2 separate regions of the Homo sapiens genome follow, and region 1 is linked to region 2. A link is a loop called in an ENCODE intact Hi-C map of the cell type or tissue named here. Cell type or tissue: PC-3. All regions are shown on one strand. Each heading gives the region's core, and the rest is flanking DNA. Links, peaks and the distances in the headings are about the cores only. Region 1 overlaps GMDS (GDP-mannose 4,6-dehydratase). Region 2 overlaps GMDS (GDP-mannose 4,6-dehydratase).

Region 1 (9,707 bases), core at 883-8,882, 50 kb before region 2:
AAACTGAGGCCTGCTGATGAGTGATTTATCACAGCAGAAGGAGCATGCTTTTGGAGTAAGATAGCGCCTGACTTGATACTTATTAACTCTGTGACCTGGGAACATTATTTTAAAATCTTTCTTCACATAAATCTTCTTACTCTGCCATTCCAGATGAAGAATCTAAGAGCAGCTATTTGTGGGTGATTGTGAGGAGTAGTATGAATAAGGTTCTAGGGTTCAGAGTCAGATCCGAATTTGAATTTCAGATGTCCTTGTGTAATTTACTTGAACTCTGAGCTTGTTTCTTCATCTGTACAATGAAAATATTCTTACATGCTGTTTTGAAGCCTAAAACTACAAGAGATAATTGTAATATTTTCTTAGTATAGGGACTGGCAAAGAGTAACAGCACAGAAACTGACAGCCATTTATTATGTTGTTATTTTTACTGGGAATCTTTGGGAACAGTTGGGCTTTTCTTTCCCTCAGAATTTGTGTCAGTTACTTTATGGAGTTTCAGTAAGATAAACTGAAGATATTCAGTATAGGAGTGAATTTTCCCAAATTTGTTCTGCCTGATACTCCATATGTTTTTTCTGCATGGGGACCGTCTTCAGTTCTGGCTAGTGTTCTGCGAGTGTTAACGTGAATGCTCACGTTCTCTGTTTTCTTGCTTCTTTTTTGTTTTTCCTGTTGAATGCTTTGCTTGTTGGGTCGCCCAGTCTGTCATCCATTTAGTCTGTTTCCATACTTGTCTTTCATATTTACTGGCTTTTTATCTCTGAGTAACTTCAGATGATTTCTTCTAATATTTGCCTTGATTCTTTTTTTTATCTTTATTTTTTTACCTTTGTCAAGTCTACTGTTCAACCCATCCTTGAGTTCATTTTAATAACTATGTATTTTCCTACGTGGAATGTCTGTGTTTCTTTTTCAGAACTGCCCATTTTTATTTCAAAGTGTTCTCTTGTTGCATTATGAATTTGATTCCTTCCTTTATGTCTCAACTCTATATATTTTAAAGTCCTGTGGAGAATATTCTGTTGTCTAATATATGCTATATGAGCTGACATTATTTTATTTAGCTTTTAACATGAGTTGTCTTCCACAGGATGCAGATTATGAGATAAACATACTATGCTATGTGATGGTTATTTTGTGTGCCAACTGACATTTGGTCAGACATTCTGGGTGTATCTGTGAGGGTGTTTTTGGATGAGGCTAACATTTGTGTTGGTAAACTTGAGTATAACAGATGGCCCTCCCTAATGTGGGTGGGCCCCATCCAATGAGTTGAAAGGCTGAATGGAACAAAAAGGCTGACTCTCCCATGAGTAAGAGGGAATTTCTCCTGCCTGATATCCATGAGCTGGGACATGGGTCTTCTCCTCCCTTTGGACTCAAAGTGAAATACCAGCTGTTCTCAGGTCTCAAAGCTGCTGGCTTTCAGACAGGAACTATACCAAGGCTCTCCTGGCTCTTCAGCGTGTGGACTGCAGATCTTGGGATTGCCAGTTTCTCTCTCATACTGTTTCTATGTCTCTCCACACACTTTATTGGTCCTATTTCTGGAGAATCCTGACTAGTACAGATTTTGGTACTGGGAGTGGTTCTAGAGGAGCAGAGTTTCCAGGATGGGTTTTCTGAATGTGATTCTGGGGTTTCTAGAAGTGGCTCTCTAATCTGATAAGACTAAAATATGCTGATAACTCTTTCCAGTAGTAAGGAGAGCACTGATAGGCCATGGCATGATCTGGCAATAGAGATATACAAGATATCACCATTGGATACTCCTAACCAACCACTTAAAGCAATCAAGGATCTGGGTACTGTGTATATGATATTTTTGAACATTTTTGGTAAACTAACAAATACGGTGAGATTGGCTGGTTGTCACTGGACAAAGTGGGGAAAGAAAAGGATGAGCTCAAGCATTTTATTTTCCAGCTCAAACACCACATAAATGCCCTGAAGGCTTGTATGTGTGCCCTGAAGGAGAACCTTAAGTTGTATTAGTTGCAGGGCTGAAATGGCTAAAAAACCCAGAATCTTATCCTGTGACTGGCTGTATTATGATGCAAATTGAACTCCCAGTCTCATAGGGTGAATACTGTTAAAGGCATTGATTGGGAAGGAAGGGGGTGCCGAAAGTTGGGATGGGGATGTGTGGGAAGATCCTGATGAAGCTGGGGATATCGAACCCTAAATTCTGATGAGTCCTCTTTGCCAGTGGATGTGGCCTCTCCACCCCCAATGGGAGTAGCCTCTCCACCCCTGTTTGAGGGCATTAACCCTGCATTGTCTAAGGAAACTGTAGTGGCTTCCTTGAGGCAGTTGCTTTGTAAGATAATGCTGAGTCTACTCAGGACCCACCTTTACCACGGCTCTGTTTTTAGACCAGTAACTCCAGCAGGCTCCTAAAGGTGAAGGTTCAAGACATGACCCCTGAGAAGGTACACTACACTCCAAAATAACTACTTGAGTTTTCTAACCTATACAGACAGAAACCTGGGGAACAAATGTGGGCATGTATATTAAGACTGTGGAATAATGGTGGAAGAAACGTGAAGTTGTATCGGGCTGAATTTGTTGACATATACTCACTAAGCAAAGATTCTGCATTTAATGTTGCAGTTTAGTGAGTCAGAAAGTGCTCTAATAGTACGTTGGGTTGGCTGAACCATGGACCAAAAGGTGGCCTACGGTGATTGAATTAGAAATGCTAGACTTGGCTCATTTTAATGTAGAGAAAAGGATTCAAAGGCTTATTAGGAAGAATGAAATGTTAGAGTAGATTTGTCGTTAAAGACCTACTTGCCCACCACGGGAGGGTCCAGAAGACATGGCTTTCACAATGGTGAGAAATGCATTTGTGACGGGAGCCCCAGCATCCTGGAAGAGCTCTGTGGTTGCTTTCGTCTGTTAGGCCTTACAGTGGGAGCTGTAGTCACTGAATTGGGAAACCTAATGCAGCAGGAGCAATTGGATCCCAGGGGCCAAGTGGCAGCGCTCAGCCTGTGGTGTTGGCTAGTTCATCCTGTGTGTCTAATGTGGGTAGGTATCACCAGGTATTTGAAGTCCTGAATAGAACAAAGGTTGACCCTCTTAACAAGTAAGAACTCTTCCTGCCTGACTGTCTTGAGCTGGGACATGGTCTTTTCCTCCCTTTGGACTCAAATTAAAATGTTATCTCCTTTTGGTTCTTGAACCTGTCAGCTTTCATGCTGGAACTTACACCATTGGCTCTCCTGGGTCTACAGCTTATTGACTGCAGATCTTGGGACTTCTCAGCCTCTATAATCACACGAGCCAGTTTGTTGTAGTAAATCTCTCTCTCTCTCTCACACACACACACACACATAGACACACACATGTTGTTGGTCCAGTTTTCCTGGAGAACCCTGACTAACACAGCTATTTAGTGTTTGCCTCTCCTGGACCCTGTGGACCTGCTCAAGAATCCCACATGATGTGAGTGGGCTTGGAAATCTGACTTTTCCTTGGTGATTCTCTTTCCACCTGAGAATCAAGGCAGATGACAGGATTTCTGACACTTCCCTTGCTTGTAGGCAATTTTTATAGTCCCTGTTCACTGTTAGGACAGTTTATTATTGTCACCTGGGCCTATTATTCAGCATTATAAAAGTAGCCTCCTAGGCACATGTCATCGGTCGTGATTGAATATATCAAGAACTTGTCCAGACTTTCCTTACGACAGTTTACATCAGCTACACTACAGTGTGCAAGGATCAATGAGAAAATGAGAGAGCTGTCTAGATCAGTGGGCTGTTGCTCCTCTAATTTTTTATTTTTTGATGTAGTCCCAGAGCCGATAGAGTGAGTGAGAGGGATGGCCACAAGGAACAAAGGATGGCAGGAATGAACTGAAATTGCAGTGGCCCCAGAGCTTGGAGAGCAGGAGGGAACTCGGTTTCCTGTGGAAGCAGTGTGGGTGGGAAGTATGCATCACTGCTGCTGTCTCCTCTCAACCCAGGGCCACTTCTTAGACGTTACTTATCTCATGGGTCTCACTCAAATCTGGTAATGTAGGGAAGCACCAGGAAAGTTTTGTGTGTGTGTGTGTGTGTGTGTGTGTGTGTGTGTGTGTGTGTGTGTGTGTTGGAATGTTATGAAAACCTGATATTTTTATTCTATTATTTGAACCAGGAATAATTTTGCTAGCAATAAGTAAGACTGTTTTAAGTATGAAGTTTAAAATTCTAACCCTGAATACATGAGACTAGAAAAAACAATAAGGTCTACTCCTTTTTTCTGCTTCCTTTTAGCAGACAAGTACTTTCAAGCCCCAGAGGTATAAGGAAAAAATTATGGGAAAGAACTTTGGAAACAGATGTCTATTATTTGATTTGAGCCACAGAAAGCCACAGTCTTAATTAGTGGAACCCTGGTGTTCCATGGGAGGAGATTTTGAGAACCACCAAACTTGTCTAGTCAGTTCCTTGTCACCATTGCAAAAACTGGCCTCCCTACGCTGTGGCTTACTCACAATTCCCAGGTCATGTAGCTTGGGGCAGAAGCATGATTAGAACCTAGGCACCCACAGGTATTCTTTCTGCTCCTTGGAAAATGGACTTCCTTTATTTTTAAAATAGGCATTGGAATGTATATCTTGGTGTGGCTCTGGGGCCAGTTTAGTCTCAAGAGATTTTTGTCTATGAATGCAGTGACCTTATCAAGCATAGACAATTTCCTGTGTCATTAAGATGTTCCTTGGCAGAATATTATTTTTCTTGGTGAATATATTGTGGTATAAAACATGCATAGAGAACCAGCTCTGTTTTTTTCTGAGTGAATTAGCTGTATTGTAGCTTATCTGTGGCAAGATCTTGCTTTTGAGTTTATTGACAGTGACTCCTGTCATTAGTGACTTGCTTGAATGAGGTCTTGGCTTTCTCTCCTTTTATTTTGACTTTTTAGCAGTCTGAGTCACAGCCAGGAAGTCCTTTGAAACCAAACCCTTAGCCCTTTTTTGTGTTTCAGGGACAGTTTGGGAAATGTCCCTTAAAGGGGTCCTTTGGTTTCTCTGTTGGGTCCCTTATCTTTTTCACCAGCCCCACGTAGGTCCTTGTTCTGTCCTAGACTGATTGGTTTGAAGGTCACAGTGGGGAATTGGGGGTTCCCCCACCACCTCTGGGTCAGCACTTTATAGCACAGTTTTATTAAGATGTGGAAAATGAATTTTCAAATCCTCAAGTACACCCAAATTGAAACAGAAAACCTCCAAGAAACACTGTGAAGCTTCCTGAGGGAAGCTGTCAATCCTCTGATAATTCCTAAATCTTGTCCCAGTACTCATAAGATGTCAGATGGTAGATACAGTAGGTGCACTGAAAGCACCTGTGGTCAGTCGTGTCATTTGTTACTATTTAACAGCTTGTTTCAGTCAGTGAGCAAAACTAACATATACACAGAACTAAAGATTTTATACTTTAAAATTATCTTAGCATATAGGCCGGGTGTGGTGGCTCACGCTTGTAATCCCAGCACTTTGGGAGGCCGAGGCAGGCGGATCACAAGGTCAGGAGATCGAGACCATCCTGGTGAACATGGTGAAATCCCGTCTCTACTAAAAATACAAAAAATTAGCTGGGCGTGATGGTGTGCCCGTAGTCCCAGCTACTTGGGAGGCTGAGGCATGAGAATTGCTTGAACCTGGGAGGCAGAGGTTGCAGTGAGCCGAGATCACACCATTGCACTCCAGCTAGGGCAACAGAGAGAGACTCCGTCTCAAAAAAAAAAAGTTAACATATAATCCTTTTGACAAAGTTTATTAAAAATAATTCTTTCAAAGAGCTTCAGGGTATGGTCATTGATTATTCAGCTTGAAAGAATAAAGAAAATATATTTAGAGAAGTGGTATTTATTGGAATATTTGCAGTCTGTGCTCATTCAGTAAATTGAGTTTGAACAACAATACATCAGAGTCTTTGGTCAGGTGTGGTCGTGGCTCATGCCTGTAATCCAGCACTTTGGGAGGCCGAGGTGGGTGGATAGCTTAGGCTCAGGAGTTGGAGACCAGCCTAGGCAACATGGTGAAATTCCATCTCTACAAAAAATTAGCCAGGTGTGGTGGTGTGCACCTCTAGTTCCAGCTACCCAGGAGGCTGAGGTAGCTGGAACTACCTGGTGGTTGAGGCTGTAGCGAGCCATGATGGCACCACTACACTGCAGCCTGGGCAACACCTGTCTCAAAATCTTCATAGACTTATATAACAACCATGACAATTGAATGACATTTTTCTACAACTTGAAAATTTGTCTTTAAAAAGAATCTATTTTAAAAAAGAGTTAATAAAGTTGGAGTTTGGTGTCAGACCTAGGTTGATTCCTAGTTCTTTCTAGCTGAAAAGTGTTCCACCTATAAAATGGGATCATAGTAGTGCTTATCCATTATATCTTAGTGAAGATTAAATGTTAGAAGCTGTGTTACATATTTAGTGCAAGGCCTGGACACTCTCTGTTAATGTCAGCCACTGTCACTCTTCTGATGAGAAATTGTTATCCGAACTTCACTCTTCTCAGAGTTCAGATATGATATTTTGGCTGAACTTGCAATTTAGAAAGATAAAAACTATCGCATGTAGTAAAAATCTGTTGGAAAATATAGTACTACTTTTCTTTAATGGGGGAGAAGTTTATGTTTTTCTTTGAAATATGTTAATATTTAGGCTTAAATTGTTCATAGTTGCTTTCTATTAACTCTAAAAGATTGAATGATTTTTTCAGCCCAAGATTTTTTGTAGGTTTCGTTGTTAATTTATGCTCCTGTGCATGGTGCTATATAATATGACTATAAAATTGCATATTTTATATATTACAGTTGACCCTTAACACGGGTTTGAACTTTTTTTCAATAAATATATTGGAAGATGTTTTGGAGATTTGTGACAATTTGAAAAAACACATAGATGAACTGTGTAGCCTAGAAATATTGAAAAAATTGGCCGGGTGCTGTGGCTCACACCTGTAGTCCCAGCACTTTGGGAGGCCAAGGCAGGCAGATCACCTGAGGTCAGGTTCGAAACCAGCTTGGCCAACATGGTGAAACCCCATCTCTAGTAAAAATACCAAAATTAGTTGGGCGTGGTGGCATACGTCTGCAATCCCAGTTACTTGGGAGGCTGAGGCAGGAGCATTGCTTGAGCCTGGGAGATGGAGGTTACAGTGAGCCGAGATCATGCCACTGCACTCCAGCCTGGCCGGCAGAGCAAGACTCTGTCTCAAAAAAAAAAAAAAAAAAAAAAGAAAAAAAGAAATATTGAAAAAATTAAGAAAAAGGTATGCCATGAATGCATAAAATGTATGTAGATATTAGTCTGTTTTGTCATTTACTCTCATAAAATATACACAAATCTATCATAAAACGTTAAAATTGGCTGGATGTGGTGGCTCATGCCTATAATCCCAGCACTTTGGGAGGCTGAGGTGGGCGGATCATGTGAGCCCAAGAGTAGGCAATTAGCAGTTAAATTTTTGGGATCAGAAGTTATCTGAGGATTTCTGACTGCACAGGAGGTCGGTACCCCTCTGTCTCCTCCCCCTCACATTGTTCAAGGGTCAACTATACGTAGAAGGAATTTTTAAAAATAACTTTTTTGGCCTAAATTTAATATGTATCCCCAAAGTTGGACTTAGTTTAACTTAACATGTGATAGAAACACTGGAAGTGTTGACTTTCATGAAGTGTCGCAATTCTAAAAAATTGAGGAAAAATTCAGTACATATTCAGTACCTGTGTTTATCCAGAGCACATAATTACTTATCTTCCTTCTAAACCCCAACCTAATGTTCAGTGATTTCTTTTCTTGTGAGAGTTAAGCTTGATGCTTTTTGATGTAAGTAGGTATACTTGTCAAAAACAGCTAAGAACTTGGCTCACCTCACCGCCTCTGGCAGCGTAAGGAATTAACCACCGTGGACACTGTGGGGAGGAAGCATCATTGATGCCGGTTGGCAAAGGAAAGGCCATAGTCAGCGCATCCATGTTGCCACTGCTTTGAGTGAGCGCTAGGGGGCGGTAAGAAGCGATTCGCTAAGTCCCCATCCTAACTTTCCCCACTTTCTTGCCCCAATACTGAAGGGAAGTCAGACCAAATATCTTGATAAACAAAAAGTGGCCAGCAGATAGCCAAAGAGGTTTTTACTAAGGAGTGAGCAGTTTTGATTTGTGATTCTTACTGAGGTTGGAAGTTCCTATTTTGATGTCTTCTGAAACATTATCACTTCCATTTAACTGATGGGGAATGCCATTTTATTTTAGCATCTAGATTATTTATTTGAGGTTGATTGGAAATTTTGCTTTACAATTCTTTTTCATTTTTCAGAAAAACCAGTTGTCACATATTTATGCTTTACTTTTGTGTTGTATTTTTACCAAACTGTAGGAAGTACTTTTTTCAATTATAAATTAAGGAATCCCTCCCAGAGCAGTTACATGAATGTCAAATTGAGATAGCCTTTGAATTCTGTTTCCCTTATGCGTACATATGTTTTATTTTGCTATTGTTTTTAAACTATTATATATGTATGTATATATGTATATAGCATTACTAGAAACTATTTTGCTATTGTTTTTAAACTATTATATATATAGCATTACTAGAAACTATGAAGGGAAAATAAAAGCTGGAACCAGCAAGGTGATGAAAAGGCCACTGTGGGAGTTGAACATGAAAGAATGGTGCTTTCATGAGGAAGGAGGTATTGATGTGGTTTTGGGGGCTGAGGTTTGTTTTTGTTTCAGCTACCATCTTAGAGACAATAGTGAATCAGAACTGTATCAGGCAGGCAGATTTTAATGCCCATTTCCAAACAGAGATGTCTCTCTTAGATACTCAGGGAAAGAGTCACATAGACCATCTGTATTTGTTCTGCTTCTCATTTTACCCTTGAGGAATGAAGGAATTCTGTTGAACAGTGCCAGCATTAGTTTAGGCTGAAACATATAATTGTATTGAGTAATAAAGGAATTTTAAAATTCCTGTTTTTTCCTGTGGCTCTCTTTCACAAAACAGGCTAATGGTGAAATACTTTTGCAAGTGTTCCCATTCATCTCTGGCTGATGCAAGATGCCTAGTGCCTTGTGGTTTCCTAATTACTGAAGCCCTAATTTCTTTGGCAAATCTCTCCCCTATAGATTTCGTTTTGGTAGTGAAAATTACTCACAAGACAAGATGAGCACTGGCATCTCTGGTCTGGTTAAGGCAACATCTGGATGCTGAGATTAGCCATAGGGATGGGTCATCTTTTCTACTCAGGTCAGCAGATTAGTTGTCCTTGGTCAGTGGGCTGAGACATAGATTTCTTACCACTTACTTGTTTCCTGGCTCACTTAAAATGAATCAAAGACAATAGCTTGCATTCTACCGCAGAAATTAGCAATCATATTGCCCACAGTCAGAAAGAAGACAAAGAATTTGAATGCACTTGACTATCTTAGTGGAGGTCTCTAGAAACTTATTGCCCAAAGTAGGGTTTACAGATAAACTGTCCTCTGAGAGCCTGTAAGACATGCAGAGTCTCTGGCCCCTGCCCAATCATACTGAAATTAGAACTTTCATGTTAATAAGATGTCAAGTAATTTGGATGCACAAGTAAAGTTTGAGAAGCTCTGCTCTAGAACATAAGTCTATGAAGACGATCTGTGCTGTGCTACAGTTATAAATGGAGTTTTTAGTGAGTCTGTCAGTCACTGCAGTACTTTT
Region 2 (9,707 bases), core at 963-8,962:
AGCTGTCACCAGGACACAGGGATTTTAACTCCAAGTTCAGCCTGCATTATGTGGCCAGTTTTTCCAGCCAGCAAGGACGATACAGTCAGCTTGTAAACCATATGTGGTTTTGTATTCACCCCTGACCCCTGCATATTTGAAGGTTTGGGCTACTTGTATAGGTAGTGACAGCATCAGGAAGATGATGCAGTTGTCCACAGTAAAAGGCTTTCCACTTTAAGTCATGAAGTGTGTTGTCTTTGAAAATCATTATTGTTTTTGTGCAAAGTTCAGAACAGTCCTGCCACTGGATGTAGATATAGATCAATATTATGTAAAAATGATGAAAAGATCAAGTTAGTACATCACCCATCCACATGTATCAAATTCTTATGCTAATGAAGTCAGTGTAAGGATCTGTTTAGATTTAGGAGTTGTCCTTCAATCAATTATGTCACCACATCGGGCATTCAGTCAGGGCCTAAGGTTGATGTTTATAAAGTACTTGAAAATTACTAGATAAAAGTATCTAAAGAAAAGAGAGCTGTCTTCATCATCATCAGTGTTATGGATTGCTTTAGATGGTATACATGTTATTACAAGGTTTTCTTTTTCTGAATCTCATTCTTGCAGAACACATCTTACAACCACCTGGAGCCCTAAGATATGTTATTGTATAACATGTTCGTGATACTGTGCTTTAAAAAACATTTTTCTGAGTTTACCACCAAAATCTTTTACAGACATAGGCATTATGTAGCTATCTTTCTATTATTTAGGTAAAGGTGACAGTTATATTCTGCTACTCCAGAACCATCAGTACAGCATTTCCATTTTGACCCTGGTTTTCAGACTTTCCAAATATGCATTTCAATTTTGATGTTTTTAAAAATTGAGCTTATGTTGCTTTTCTCTATCTAATGGGATGTTTTTGTATCCTGAAGACATGAAGTTGCACTATGGCGATCTCACTGACAGTACCTGCCTTGTGAAGATCATTAATGAAGTAAAGCCCACAGAGATCTACAACCTTGGAGCCCAGAGCCACGTCAAAGTAAGCATTTTCATTGGGATTTCTCTGGCCGTGTTTCTGTGGCGTTCTGTATTTTACTTGTGTCTGCTGCTTCTCAGTGTAGTAATATAATCACTGGTCTTAGTCTTCAAGTTGAATTGTCAGTGTTAGTTTAAGTATTAATCCTAATTGAAGTACTCATAGATTTTTTAAAAGTCTCTTGTCTGTTATTAAACAATATAATAAAACCTTACCACTAATATTGGAATAGCAGTATTTGTTTATTTTGGGTTGTTCCCTGTAGCCATGAGGCCCATGGATGTGTTTTCTGCCATTTCAAATAACAGATTGTGAATTAAATGTTTTGTTAAAATGTTGGAAGATGTAACTAAGTAAAACCTTTATGTTAATATCAATTTTTGGTAGCGGCTAAATTACTGGCTGAGAGAATATTTTTGAGTCCCAATAATATGTTAAAATTAGCTGAATTAACTTTTTAATTGTGAATGGTAAAAATCATTGGAAGAAAGCTTTTTAGTCTCCCTCCTCCTCAGTGTGATATAGCCAGTGTGGATTTTCCCCTCTATTCGCATTCTGGAAGGAATCACGGTAAACATCACAGGCCCATCCTTAGGGTTCTAGTGGTCTGCTTAATTCAAGTTTTTGTTGCCGTGTCCTCCTGCTCACATGAATAAGTGAAATCTGAAGCCATGAATGATAGGAGTTCTATTTAGATACTTGTTCAGACAGGATGGTTAGTGGACCTGAGAAATAAAAGCAAGTAACTCTTAAGTTATAAAAGCCCCTCAAAAGTCCAGAAAATGTATGAGGTTTTTTTTTGTTTGTTTGTTTGTTTGTTTGTTTTGCTATTTAATGAACAAGTACAGGAGTCTTATTTCAGAAAGTTTTTCTTAGGTGATTGGCTATTTTTCTGTATCCCCATGTTTGCATAGAATGGAAGCTAAATGCCTATTCTATATACCTCTGCTTGTTTAAGGAAGAAATCATGAACTAGATAAAATGAAACCAAGTGGAGAACATGGTGAGAGAAACATAGCAATAAACTCAATCTTATAACTGATTGCCAGTCTTCATTATATGTATTTCTTTCAAATGTTAACCTTGAAGGATGGCTACATATCGATGAATGATGATACCTCATATCTGCCTGTGCTGTCTATGAAGAAACATTTTTCTTTTCTTAATCTGTGATGATTCTGTTCTATATCCAGACTTTCACCAAAGTCTGTGAAAGGTATCAGGGTCTTTAGGTTACAGCTTAGCTATTTTTCTAAATGATTCTCCATGTGTTTTTTCATTTTGGAAAGTCTCTTATGCATACTGTGTGCTTGAGAAATTACATCCCTTCTTTCCTATAGAGAAGCGGTGACTTTTTATCATTCCAGGAATGAAGACTTTATTTTTCCCTAATTGAGGTAGTCAGTCTATCTTCCACATTATAAGTCATCTGGCTGCTTCTTGACCTTCCTGACCAGCCATGAGAGTATCTTCCAGACAAAACAGAATGTTTTGGAATGAACATTCTGTTATTCAGTTTCCTTTAGATTAAGAAGTTTCCTTTGTAATCATAGATAGTTTATCACCTCTAGGAGCTGAAAATTGTAATGAAAGATGCAGAAAATTTTTATAAAGGTTTATTTATAGAAGACCTTCCCCTTGTCATTTAGTATTAAATGGGCTGATTCTTTCCTTTCCCCAAAACATATTTATAGTTCAGAAATATGTTATAGTTGGTTTTCTTAGTTGTAGTGATCATGATAGTGTTTTGTTATCGTTCTGGTGTGGTTGTACTGTAAGTAATAGAAATCATAGGCTATTGAGTTGGTTCCCTCTACATTGCTACACATGTGAAGTTTATCTTTTTTTATGGTATTTTGGCTGCTTTTCTTAATGGTTAGTTAATGGGCGGAAATGGCACTCTTCAGTGAGAATTTTGGTTTGTAAGGTCATTTAATCTTCCAACAAATATTTGTTGAGTGCATACCTCATGCAAGGTGTCATGCATGGTACAGTACGAAAAGCTGTGTCAGATACACCTCTGCTGTGGGGGTTTCAACTCTAGGAGGGGTGATTGGCACAAGTGTCTGACTCTTTAGAGGAGGGTAAGAGAGAACTTCCGTCTGGGGGTAGATGGATAGTGCGAGGCGGAACCGACACTGGCTCTGGTGTTGAGGTATAGAGAGGACAGTTACAGAGTTACAGACGTAGCGGGAAACTAATAGTTGAAACGGGGGTAATAATATGAGGCAAAGAGAAGTGGGAAAACTTGGTACATGTTTGCAGCATCATGAGCATTCGAGATGAGCTGAGCAGAACCAGTATGAGGAGAAGTGTGAGGTAAGGTCAGGTAGGAAGCTGGGCTGTGCCTGGGCAGCTACCCATGTTTTGAACGGGGGAAGATATATTCAGTGATGACTTCTAGAGGTAAGAGTCTAGAGGTAGGGCTTAAGAAGAGCTAGGAAGTTGCTGGATGAGGATGGTGTCACTAGAAATGGGGGTGGGAGTGAGGAATGAAACAGGATGCCAGGTGGGGCTGATTTCTCTATGCACTGATGTGGTCACTAGAGAAGAGGGAAACCCAGGGCTCCAGTGCCCAGGGGACCAGAAGGTCAATAGAACCAGTACTAGAAACCGACATTCAAGGAGGAACTTTTGGAGTGGGGTTGGAGAAATAAGTTCCCTTTTGGAAACATTTTACTGGCGTTACTTGAAGGACATTCAAGGGAAGCAGGCTATAAGGTAGCTTCAAATATGCTGTGAGTTTTGAGAGAGATCTAGGGTACAGAGCTGTATATTCAGCTCTTGAGGTCTTAAAGATGCCAAGTAGTAACTGGAGAAAGACGGGTAGAGGACTGAAGATTGAATCTTGGAAACAGGTTGATAGTGAGAGGGTGGGATGAGGACAAGTAGGGCTGATGACTGAAGTGGAGGAGGCAGAGGGTGGGATTGTGCCATGGCAGTCAAGAAATTGGGTCATTGCAAGCAAGAGGGGATGAGGCTAGGAGAATGAGGACCAGGAAAAGTCACCGGCCTTGCCAGTTAGGCCAGCGAGGATTTGTGACGTTTTAAAGAAACATTTTAGTGATGTGACAGAAGAACTTGGCCAGCGTGCAAGGGGTTTAGAAGTTGAGAGGTTATAAGGGAAATGCAAATTGAATGCATTTTTTTCCAGAAATTTTTATGTAGAGGGACAAGAGAGAATATGATGGGTAAAGCTTGTAGCATCATTTGTGGGTTGCCAGGCCTCTCTTCAGAATCCTTGATTCTTTAGGTCTAGGGTGGGGTCTTCGAACTTGCATTTTTAGGGTGTGTCCAGATGATGCTGTCCCTGGTCTGGGAACCGCACTTTGAGAACCCTTGTTCTAGTGTTTCAGGTTTCTTGGTTTATCCAAATAGAATATGTTCCTTAAATGCTTTCTTCTTAGACCTTTGCCTTTAATATATAGGTTTTTGAGTTTGATGTAAAATAATCCTATTACTTACTAGTTAATGACTTAATGAGCTTTTAAAGCCCAAAACTACGTCTGCAGTCAGGAGTTATAAGAATGGAAAGCGAATATGATATATGTTTGTATCAAAGTTCTTGATATTCAGAAACCTCTTTTTCTGAATTGTACATAGTCTGAGATAATAAATACTTCTCAAGTACTTAGTATGAACAGCTCCTCTTAGAATGTCCTTCGAAATCCCTGTTCCATACCACTGTTTATGCTGTGATCTGTGGACAGGCTTCGTCATGGCCAGAGCGGGCGTGGGGAAGGGGCCTGGGATGATGGCGCCATGTGATCACAGACTGCTCATCTGTCAGGTTGCTGGCAGCATGCTGCTGTGTTCCCTCACCTCTCCAGGGCTCTCCATGGTGGGTTGCAATTGTTTGTTTGTTTTCTAGTAGCTTGTTAGGGAAGGAATTAGGATGAAAAAATACATATTTTGTTTCTTATAGTTAATTTCTCTATATTAATCAGCTTTGTAGAATTTATTGTATTCATAGATATATTTAGACAAAAAAAGTTACTTCTGACAGTGTAATGTTTGCCATAAGATTAATTAAATTTCTTGTTATTTGGTTTGGTGTCCTTTTGAAAAAAGGTCCTAATATTAGCACACATTTGCATTTAATTTTGCACCCGTGACTTCTAGACTGGGTGTTGTTTGTGTTGGCTTCTGTTTGTATGGAATAAAGTCTCCTACCGCTCTCACTTCCAGTTAACTTGATGTGGGCTAGGGTATGCTAAAAGTAAGGAAAATAAAATAATAGGAAGTTGCTCTGGTTTCCTGTAGGAAACCAGCGAAGATGAAATTGGTTCTTGGAATAAACCCACAGAAGTCTGGGAAATACTGACTGAAGACATTTTTCTGAATCATAAACAGAAAAATTATGACTCATGAAGTAGGTCATTGAAAGGCTGGTTTGATCTTATGTGGGAGAAAGTGAGAGATGACTGAAATGTACTAGTTATTAAAAGAAGTTAAACCTAGCATGATGACATCATCCAAGTAGGAACAAATTATCCAATGCGTAGTCCTGCCCATTTGATGGAGAAAATGTTTTAGGAAACTGCTTTTTTTGTTGTGGTTGTGCGGTTGGTTGGTTTGTGTATTTTTTGCTGTGTAAGTAATAGTGTTGCTTAATTGTTTAACTTTAATTGCTGTCCGGATTTTCGATTCGTCCCCCATGTCTTGGAGCTTCTTTAATAATCTTAATGTCATTTTCAAAGTAGTGGTGTTGGTGAGATCTTTCTACAGTGAACCTAGTGCAGTATTTCTTTCCTTTGCCTCACAATGCCATGTTGGAATTGCCTTGATTTTTCTCAAAGAAACAACAGTTATTCCATTGTGGAATGTGTCTTTAGTGGAGACAGAAAGTCACTTAGTCTTTTTTTTAGTTTTGAAAAGGATTTTCAAATTCTTTCTCAGCGTTACAAACCATGAGTGTGTCTTTCTTTCACTTTCTCTTACTCAGATTGAATAACCCATACTTTCTACTCCTTTTCTAACCCTTTAAATATCTGTATTACTTTCCTTTTCAAGTCTCTGTGTAAGTTATTTGTTTAATTTTGTTTCAGGACTGCTAGGAGGCATGAGTGCCTGGGAGGTACACTGGGTCATGACCATGTGGCAGGAGCTGAGATTTCCTCACAGAGTTGTGCGGGACAAGTTAGCAGATTCTGACTGTGGAAGCCCCAGGGGGTTGAGTCTGAACACTCCTCCACGTGGGACTTCAAGCTTGGGATGCCAGTCAGGAGGCAGAGTTGACTGTGAGTCAAGGGGCCAGTGCGTTAGTGACCTGGCACGAAGTTAGAATCTAGGAGGGATGAGACAGAAAAGCTAGTTAAAGGAATGGAGGTGGGAATAAAAATAGCCATAGGAATTAAATCTGTGGCCCCTGGGAAAGGGCCCAAGAAACTGAATTACCTAAGCTAAAGAACTGTCATCTCCAGTGACATTTTCCTGGTGGTTCTGAGAGTTGAAATCCGTACCTTAATAGCTGACCCCCATATTCGTCCCCAGGAAGCCTGAACCTCTTGGGGCTGTTCTAATTGAGGGAGGGGGGTGGGTGAACAAATACATTGGGAGAATTGCATTATGGGGGGGAAGGGCGGTTGGTGAAAGGTGGGAGTCTATAGTTGAACATCTGGTTAGTGCCTGGCTAACCCAATTATAGAACAAAACAAAATTGCAACAGCGTGGCCCTTTACCGTGTAATTACAGTAAGGATAGGGGGTAGCCTATTAAAAACCCAGAGCAAACAGCAGAGAGGGACTGTTCTTCTGTGTTCTTGCTCATTCATTTATTTATTTTGGACCCTGGGGAGCCTGACAGGGAGGTGTGAGTAGAGCAGGAAAGTAAGGAGCAGGCAGGGAGCGTAGCTATTGCTGTTAGAAGGAAAGAGAAGCTGTTAGAACATCCTGAAATGTGGATGAGGGCCTGGCCTGTGGCCCATACAATTGCATGTTAGCATTCAGTAAGTTAACATGTGTGAATACAGCCATCGGCCCTTTACAGGCCCTGTGCCCAGAGGATGCAGCGGGGAGACATTATGTCCACTACTGGAACAGACGACTGCCATGGGGCAGAAGAGAGGAATGTTCTCACAAGAAACTATGGTCCAGGCAAGGTTATCAAATCAGGGGTGCATATCACGGTTCCTGGGACACACTCTAAAACTTCATATCCAGGTCCACACCAGACCCTGGGTCTTGGACTTTTCTGTGGCTTAAAATCCTGGTCACGTCACATGCTCACTACATGACCCTAAGAGGGCACTTAGCCTTTTTATGCTTCTGTTTTTCTCATCCATGCAGCAAGCACCTGCCTTAGGCTGTGTTTCCTTAAGATGTGATTCTACCTGTGGGCCTATGTATGTGGACTTGACTGTAACTCTTTTTCCCTAGATATCTACTTGTCTCATTCCCTTAACTACACTCGAACTTAAGCATCAGCTTCTCCGTGAGGCCCCCTGACCATCCTGTCTCCAATAATATCTCTCCTGGGATTGGACCCTCACCACCCCAAGTCCTGATGAAGGAGGCAAGCAGTGAATGCAGTGGGCATGGGGGAAAGGAAATATGCATTGGCCGCTGTGTGTCCTCCTTCACTTCAGTCCCAGTGTGCTGCCTGCTCACAGTTCAGTCTAACTTGAGGCAAATTATCTAGAGAAATGGATGGGCTCAGGTTACATAGTCAACATATCCGTCTTTGCTGTTTCTGCCTGGGACTGAGGCCTGTCATTTGCCTTAGCTGCTGTTCGAAATGATTGCAAGAATGTCTTCCTCATTCAAATAACTGTATTTCCTGCCACCAAAATGTTAACTTGTTATGATGTATTCTAAAGGAAAAAGTGATGTTTTGGATCCTTTGTTTTTTAATAAATGGGCTCTAGAATTCTAAAGTGGCAAAGATTTTGGCACAGAGCCAGCTCAAGCACTTATTTCACAGGTGCCCACCTGGACGTGCGGTTCATAAGCAGCCACACGCTACCTAGTCTCCAGCCCAGATATGATGCCACTCAGTCTTCCTGTCACACTACTAAGCTGAGAATACCGAGGTGGGCAGTATCGTTGAACTGTGAGGGGAAGATACCGCAGGACTCTGATACTTTATATCGGACCTCTTGTCATTCCCACTGTTTACTACGGTGAAATGAAGTTTTGGTGCATTTGAGTTTGAGTTTAAAACATTGTTCTTTCCTTGCTGGAGGGAACTGGTTTTAATTAATACCATATGAAAGAGTATTTGAATAGCTAGAAGATCCCCAAATTCAACAATGCCAGGTGCAATGTTAGCACATCAGTGATACTAACATAAAATTAATATATATAATATATACAGACAACAGAAATCCACGGTACTAACTCATCAGGAATGATAATCATCTTTTTGGTTAGGGTAGTACAATTTAATTCAATATAAAATTTAAAATTTTGAATATCTACACCATGGTGGTTTGTAAGTTAGCTTCCCTAAAAGCTATGGGAGGCAAATAATATTTGCTACAATTTCTTAATGAAGACGTTGTTAGAATGAGCAGCTTGTTCCTATTCATACAATTATTTTTAAATGAAATTGTCAAGTCAGTTATATAAGTATAATGTGAATTAACCTATTTTCTAAGATCTAAAAATAAATATTTCTGCTTTAGCACTGAAAATACATTTTTGTCCATATATTAGTATACACAAACTGTAACTTCATATTGGGTCTCTGAAGATAACTTATTTTGCTTAGTATATTTATGAATCGATATAGTTTATTATGATGTTATATGAGTTTTAAAACTCATTGTTTTCTTGTCTTATGTAATTTTTAGATGTGCTCAGAGCAACATAAATCACTCTAGTTTGTTAGCAAATTATGAATGTTCAAATAATAAAGATTCCTTATGAGCAGAATGCTTTACTTGTTAAAGAGCAGTGAGTACTTTGAAAGCCTGAGGATTAATAAGGTATGTTTGCATTTAGACCTAATATCCCTGCATACTATAGTGCCTTTTGTGTCTAGAAGAATTAGCTCTCTTACAGGTACAGTGAGTAGGTGCTTGGAGCAAAGACTGGATACTTTTAATCTCTGTGAATAGGTGATGTGGATGGAACAAACCTCTACGGTCAAGTAATGTTACGGTTTTGTTTGTTTTTGTTCTACAAGCTCCCATTTCTTTCTGATCAGTCCTGTTGTCCCTTCACCTGTGTGGACACAGCCCCCGTGATAACTTAATACAGTTTGTAACCACTTTTATTTGTTACAGCGCAAAATTGCAATACGAAACCTTTTTCATTTTATAATTTCATGTTTAGGTTTATAATGAATAAACACCACGATTGTAAATATGACTAGTTTATTCCCATGGTTCTTAGGAAGAAGTTGAGCATGTTTGACTTTGTATTCATCAGGGTAGGCAGGAGTGTATGCTGTTGGTGGGTGCCTGTGTGTCATCTGGCTCAGATTCTTCTTGGAAGCCTGTTGTAGATTTGAGCAATTGAATTCAAATCTAAAACCACTTAAAAAGTCCTTTATAGTCCATTAAGAATTTATATGAGAGAGAACACTCTATGAAAGTTCTCCTCTCCCTGTTCAAACAGATTGTTCTGTTTTATTAGAGCTAGGTGGTATTGTAATTTTGATAACAGCTAATAATGTTTGGAATTTTGCTCATAATTAATTAGTGGACCACACAAAGCTATGCTTGTTGGGTTTT

Evidence for each region. A loop is a pair of places that touch in the nucleus more often than their neighbours do. Peaks named below come from ENCODE experiments on the same cell type or tissue, not always from the same donor. Only the 100,000 strongest peaks of a DNase experiment are listed, where the experiment ranks them.
Region 1: it touches region 2 in a loop (2.1-fold over the local background); 7 of 110 quality-filtered maps call a loop at or near these places.

Annotation. Positions count from the first base shown.
Region 1 is chr6:2,157,055-2,166,761 of GRCh38, reverse strand. The region is part of intron 1 of GMDS (GDP-mannose 4,6-dehydratase); the gene reads left to right. Among named protein-coding and RNA genes, the nearest start is that of GMDS, 84 kb to the left of the region's middle. In PC-3, for the core only: a CTCF peak has its summit at 7,955; DNase peaks (open chromatin) are centred at 4,471 and 4,891; H3K27ac peaks cover 1,626 bases.
Region 2 is chr6:2,107,097-2,116,803 of GRCh38, reverse strand. It overlaps GMDS (GDP-mannose 4,6-dehydratase), which reads left to right. Exons shown (of 11, transcript NM_001500.4): 4 at 924-1,033. Among named protein-coding and RNA genes, the nearest start is that of GMDS, 130 kb to the left of the region's middle. In PC-3, for the core only: no CTCF peak of the experiment used is centred there; a DNase peak (open chromatin) is centred at 5,393; H3K27ac peaks cover 1,049 bases.